2 separate regions of the Homo sapiens genome follow, and region 1 is linked to region 2. Evidence: chromatin loops called from intact Hi-C (ENCODE). Cell type or tissue: PC-9. All regions are shown on one strand. Links, peaks and the distances in the headings refer to the core of each region. The heading gives the core; the rest is flanking DNA. Region 1 overlaps FABP6-AS1 (FABP6 antisense RNA 1). Region 2 overlaps CCNJL (cyclin J like).

The links. Hi-C counts contacts between places; a loop is a spot of excess contacts. Peaks named below come from ENCODE experiments on the same cell type or tissue, not always from the same donor. Only the 100,000 strongest peaks of a DNase experiment are listed, where the experiment ranks them.
Region 1: a loop joins it to region 2, with 8 times the contacts of the local background. A loop is called at or near these places in 2 of 110 quality-filtered maps.

The regions. Positions count from the first base shown.
Region 1 is chr5:160,197,843-160,200,746 of GRCh38, forward strand. It overlaps FABP6-AS1 (FABP6 antisense RNA 1), which reads right to left. Exons shown (of 4, transcript XR_941148.3): 3 at 385-1,329. It also overlaps a transcript of FABP6 not described here. Among named protein-coding and RNA genes, the nearest start is that of FABP6-AS1, 11 kb to the right of the region's middle. RefSeq lists a silencer at 1,444-1,803. In PC-9, for the core only: a CTCF peak has its summit at 1,641 (motif pointing right); no DNase peak of the experiment used is centred there; H3K4me3 peaks cover 552 bases.
Region 2 is chr5:160,285,968-160,288,871 of GRCh38, forward strand. All of the region lies in intron 2 of CCNJL (cyclin J like), which reads right to left. Among named protein-coding and RNA genes, the nearest start is that of CCNJL, 25 kb to the right of the region's middle. RefSeq lists enhancers at 1-188, 189-922, 2,437-2,904. In PC-9, for the core only: no CTCF peak of the experiment used is centred there; a DNase peak (open chromatin) is centred at 1,714; H3K27ac peaks cover 676 bases.

The DNA.
Region 1 (2,904 bases), core at 251-2,750, 88 kb before region 2:
AAACTCCTGTCAGCTCCTCTGCTCTGTCCCTGGAGACCGCTTGTCTCTGCTGGAGGCTTCCTCCTGATAAGGCTGCTTCGTGTGTGTGTGTGTGTGTGTGTGTGTGTGTGTATGTGTGTGTGTGTGTGTATGTGTGTGTGAGAGAGAGAGAAAGAGGAGCAGGAGGTGGGGGAAGGAGCTGGAGAGGGAAGGGAGAAGGAGAGAAGAAGGGGGAAGGGGGTAGGGAGAGGGATTGCAGAAGACAGAAGGAGAGAGCTAGAAGGCTAAAAATACCTCTGGCCCCCACGTCCCTAGTTTCTGCACAGACCCAAGATATAGCCCTGGGGACCTGGGGCTATATCTGGCTACATAGTCTGGAGTCCTTTGCCCCCTCCTCTTAGTTACCTGAGGGAGATGATTCAGGCCAGAAGGGGTGCAAAGCGGGAAGAGGAAGGCAGGAAGAGGAAGGCACCCAGTCTTTGCTCTCCCTGTCCCCCACAGACAATCCCCCAGCAGGTTTGCCTTCTGTGCCTCCAAAATCCACCAGGGTCAGGCTCCTCCCACTCGCCCCATCAGCCGCCACCTCTTTGTTTCTGGAGTTACCACCTCACTGGTCTCCCTGCTTCCACGTTCCTTCTTCCTATCATGTGTTCTCCAGGAAGCAGATGGAATGACATGAAAAATGTAAATTGGATCGTGCCATCCCCATGCCTAAAGCCCTGTAATGGTCCCCTCAGTCCTCAAAATCCAAGCCAGATGCCCGGCTACAGCCTTCAAGTGTGCACGGTCCCCAGGCCCCTCTTTCACTCACCACCAAACTCCCACCACACTGTCCTTCCTTCTATTCCTTGCCTGCACCATCCCCCTAGCTTTTTACCAACTGAGGCGTTATCTGAAATTCCTCTGCCTGCTTTTCTCAGCCCCATGTCCTAAGCATTAAGGTGTCCACAAAGATTCCTTTCTCAGACATGCCTTCCCTGCCCACCCCATCTGAAAACGACCTCTTCAAATACTGGCCCATCATCCTGTTGTTCTTTACAGCACTTTTGACTTTATCTTCTTAATTCCTGGAGGGCAGGGACCTCACGTGTTTCTTCTGTATCTCCAGGGCCCATGTGTCTGGCACACAGTGAGCAGTCAATAAAATGGATTGAATAGACAAATGAATGAACAATGAGATGGTCTCCAGAGCCCCTCCCAGCGTGCTGGCTTTTTGTGTCATTGCAGACTTTGCACCTCTGGCTCCAGGGAGCTCACAGGCAGGGGCTGGTCCAGCCCAGAGGCGATGAAGACAGTGACGATGATGATGGTGGTGGAGATGCAGGCGCTGACTCAGGTAGCTCCGTGAAGCTGGAAATAAGTCATTTGAGGCAAATGAAAGGATGACCCAGGTCACAGTGGGGAGAACACCTTGGGTGGGGGACTTGCTCGCCTTTCTCTGTGATGCTAATAACAGACTTGTCATGGCTCCAAAGCCCTTTTCCTCCTTTCAGCTGTCTCTCTGTGACTGTCTTTGTGACAGTCTCATTGTTGTTGTTACTAAGATGGCTTCCCTCAGAGGACGGACACTTGGAGTAGTGGCAGGTTCGGCCACCCCTAGAGACGATGGCGGTGGGGACCGGGGCAGCCCCCTGGCCCCCTGGGCTCACCCCCTCCTGCGCCACCCCGGGCCGTGCCGTGCCAAGCCGGCCACCAGAGGGCGCGCCAGGTCGCGGCATCCCGGCTCCCCGTCGGCCTGGGGCCGGCGGGCGGGGCTCGGCTGTCTCCTACTGAGGCCTCGCACTTCCTCTCTGTCTTGCCATTCCTGTCTCCCTCTCTCCCTACCTGGCATCTCCCCCTGCTATCTTCATCCCCTGCCCCCTCCTTCGTCTCCATTAGCAAACCCGCATGGTAGCCTATCTTGTGGTGAGCCCCAGTGTCCGGCGCGGGGAGGGACACAGACGCGTCCCAGTGGGATCTCCGCTCACTAGGGAGTTCACAGCCTAACCTGAACCCCCGCACCAGCCCAGAGCAATGAAGCCTCCTGAAAGGACTGCTGAGGAGAGACAGGCCGTCCTACAAGAAGTGGGGCAGGACATGGTCTTCCCCACGGAGGTGGCTCCACATCCCTCCCACCTACCCCAGCCAGGGGCCCTCTGACTGTGCCACTCACCGTGCAGGCGCACCACACAGGACGTCCTGTGATGGAAAAGGCTTAGGCAGAGTCTGGCTGCCTTATCTCACTAAGGGGTAAACTGAGGCTCCAGCAGTGAAACTAGTGTGAAGTCTGGGTTCAAATTCCATCTCTGCTGCTTAATAGCTGGACGACCTTAGACAGCCTTCCTAACCTCTCTGAGCTCAAGCTGCGGAAGTGGCAGCCTCTTAGGATTATGGGAGAACACACATGCAACATGCTTAGCACTGTGCCTGCAGTTAGTCATTATTCTTAAGAAAGTGGCCTACCCATGGCCACCTATTGAGCAGAGGTGGCAGACCTAGGCCCAGAATCCCCATCTGACCTCTGAACTCTCAGGCCCTAGTTCTTTCTGCCGTTGTGGGCAGAGGCTGCAGGGAACAGCAGAGGATGCAAACGCCCGTTGAGTCCTTTTTTTTCTATTTTTTTTTTTTTGAGGCGGAGTCTCCCTCTTGTTGCCCAGGCTGGAGTGCAATGGCACGATCTTGGCTCACTGCAACATCTGCCTCCTGGGTTCAAGAGATTCTCCTTCCTCAGCCTCCTGAGTAGTTGGGATTACAGGCGCCCACCATCATGCCTGGCTAATTTTTTGTATTTTTAGTAGAGACGGGGTTTCACCATGTTGGCCAGGCTGGTCTTGAACTCCTGACCTCAGGTGATCCACCCGCCTTGGCCTCCCAAAGTGCTGGGGTTACAGGCGTGAGCCACCGCACCCGGCAAGTCTTTAGTTTGAGGAGAGGTCTGTGTTACTG
Region 2 (2,904 bases), core at 234-2,733:
AGCTTGCAGACTACGTGGGTATTTCCTCTAAGCACAGGGCTCTAAGTTTAGGGTCATGACAAGCAGCAGCCACAGTCATAGATCCTTGGTGTCTGGTGGGCTGCAGCTGCCGGAAATTAGACTTAGCCAAGTGACCTTTGGCCGGGCCACGCTGCCTTCATCAGTGCAGTCCAAAGCCCCCAAACACAAGTCAGATAGGCAACGTCTTGACCTCCCTCCCCACTCAACTGGCCAAGCTCAAAGCCTTCTAGATTTTCCCTTGAGCCAAGTGAGAGAAGAGAACTCAAGGCAACACAAAGAACGTCTTTCCTGTACGTGTTCCTGGGAGAAGCGTCCTTTGCCTTGAGCAGATTCTCAAAGAAAGACATTGGTGCATAAAAGAAAAAGTTATGGACCAGGTGCAGTGGCTCATGTAATCCAAGCACTGTGGGAGGCCAAGGTGGGCGGATCGCTTGAGGCCAGGAGTTCAAGACCAGCCTGGTCGTCATGGCAAAACCCCGTCTCTACTAAAAATACAAAAATTAGCTAGGCATGGTGGTGCACACCTGTGGTCCCAGTTACACGGGAGGCTGAGGCACGAGAATCACTTGAACCCGGGAAGCAGAGGTTGCAGTGAGCCAATATTGTACCACTGCACTCCAGCCTGGGTGACAGAGTGAGACTCTGTCTCAAAAAAAAAGCAAAGAAAAGAAAAAAGGAAAAGTTATGGACCACTGGAATGCATAGCAATATATGGCAAGTAGGGGTTAGTAGGTACAGCGTGCTGGAAGGGGCTGGTCTCAAGAGGGCAGGATTTTGAAGCTAGAACACTGGCTCCCTGGGATGCTCTTTCTCCCTGTTTCTGTTTGTCCCTCAAATACTGACTTAAATGTCACTTCCTAAGACTTCTCTGACCTCTCCATCATTCCAAATCAGGTTCCCCTTATTCTCTTGGTAGTCTTCTCTTTGTGGCCGAAAATTTACTTATTTATGTAGCTGGCACAGATGCAGACATTCAATAAATATGTATCGAATAAGAAAGAATAAATACAGAGTCACTCCCTGTACCAACCACCTCACCTCCCGCCCCCACATACCGGGGATTAGCTTGATACCTACAGAGTGTGAGGTCAGGCAGTTCTGGGTCGGAATCTTAGTTCCACTATTTACCAACCTTGGGCATGTGAACTGACCCTCAGTGTCCCTATCTGAGAAATGGGGGTCACGCTGCCGTAAATGTAGAGTATTTGGTGTTAACAGCAGCTCAGCAAGCCTAGTGGCCCTTCCTCTTCCCTCAAGCTGGGGAATCAAGTCTCAGAGAAGTTGAATTGATCTATCTCTGTCAAAGGCTCTTTGGGCTTTCAAAGAAACCTGCTTTGAGAAATGTGCAATGAGGCTTTCTACCTTTGAGCTGAGGTGCCTCTGTCAGTGTGTCCTCTGCAGAGCCCTCAAACCAAGTAGAATTAGCAGCTCTGAGCCTCAGCTTGTTCCCCTCACTGGGAAAAGGGAGATTCTTTGTCATGGAAATAACAATGTAGGACTGCAGCATGCCTATCCTGTTTAGTTTGAGAATCTAGCTGATCACTTCGCTAACCCAATTAGGGGGTGCAGGGAAGGCATTCATTACAAGGGCTTTGCTCTAAGGGACTGCATTCCTCCCCAGGCACTCTTGACCTAAGTCCACTTGAAGGCCGCAGCAGCGCAGTGCAGGAAGCCAGCCCCTCTGCTGAGTGGCCTGGATTCCAGAAACAAAAGAGCAGCCTGCCCTAGGGCGGCTTCTAAAGCTCTCCCCAGATTAGGCAGGAGCTTGGCAGGCATTCAGCAATCAGGCAGGCGCTGGGCGGGCAGGAACCTGGCCAGGCAGGGTGACCTTCCCCTCAGCATGCCTGGCAGGGCCACAGGCGGTGAGAGTGTGGGCAGCAGAAAGGCTAGGGGGAGGCTGTAGAAGAAGGGGGCTGAGGTGGGAGGGGAGGGAAGGGCAGAGGCTTCCTGATCACTCTCCCTCCCCAGCTGTTGGCCCTTGATCACCTGACTCAGGGAAGCCCATCTGCCGCAGGAGTATCTAGAGATGAACAGGTGGAGGCATGGACAGATGGCCATGGTGGAGTTCCGGGAAAAAGAAATCCACCTTACAAAAACCCCTGCTTTTGTCATCACAGTCCTTTATTATTATTATTATTTTTTAACATAATAGCTACGGGCTAGAAAAAACTTAGAAAAGATACATCAAAATATTAACAGTGGCTACGGAGGAGAGGTCGGGATGGGCACTGAGATCTTGCATTTTCACGATCATGCTTTTCAACAGCCTGAATTTTTCAAAAATGCTCAATGCATAACCACTTTATTACTTCAGTTACTATGTTTTCAGTTTGGAAACAAACAAAAAGACTAGATACCCACTGTGTTACAAGGCCCAGCTCAAAATTTATCCCTGAGGATTTCCTAGCAACCCCACATCATCCCTTTAACAAAATCTGCCCTGTCATAATAACACCCCATGCCCAGTAAGTATCCCACTTCATCTTCCTACAATGCAAAGCCCCTTCCAGAAGGAATTTTCCATTTTTTTCTTTTCCTTTCTTTTTCTTTTTACTAATTATAAATTATATGTTCACTGATGAATCTTAAAAAGAATAACCAGCCAGGTGTGGTGGCTCACGCCTGTAATCCCAGCACTTTGGGAGGCTGAGGCGGGCGGATCACGAGGTCAGGAGATCGAGACCATCCTGGCGAACATGGTGAAATCCTGTCTCTACTAAAAATACAAAAAAATTAGAGGCTGAGGCAGGAGAATGGCATGAACCCGGGGGGGCGGAGCTTGCAGTGAATGGACATCGTGCCACTGCACTCCAGCCTGGGCGACAGAGCGAGACTCTGTCTAAAAAAAAAAAAAAAAAAAAAAAGAATAACATCACTCATATT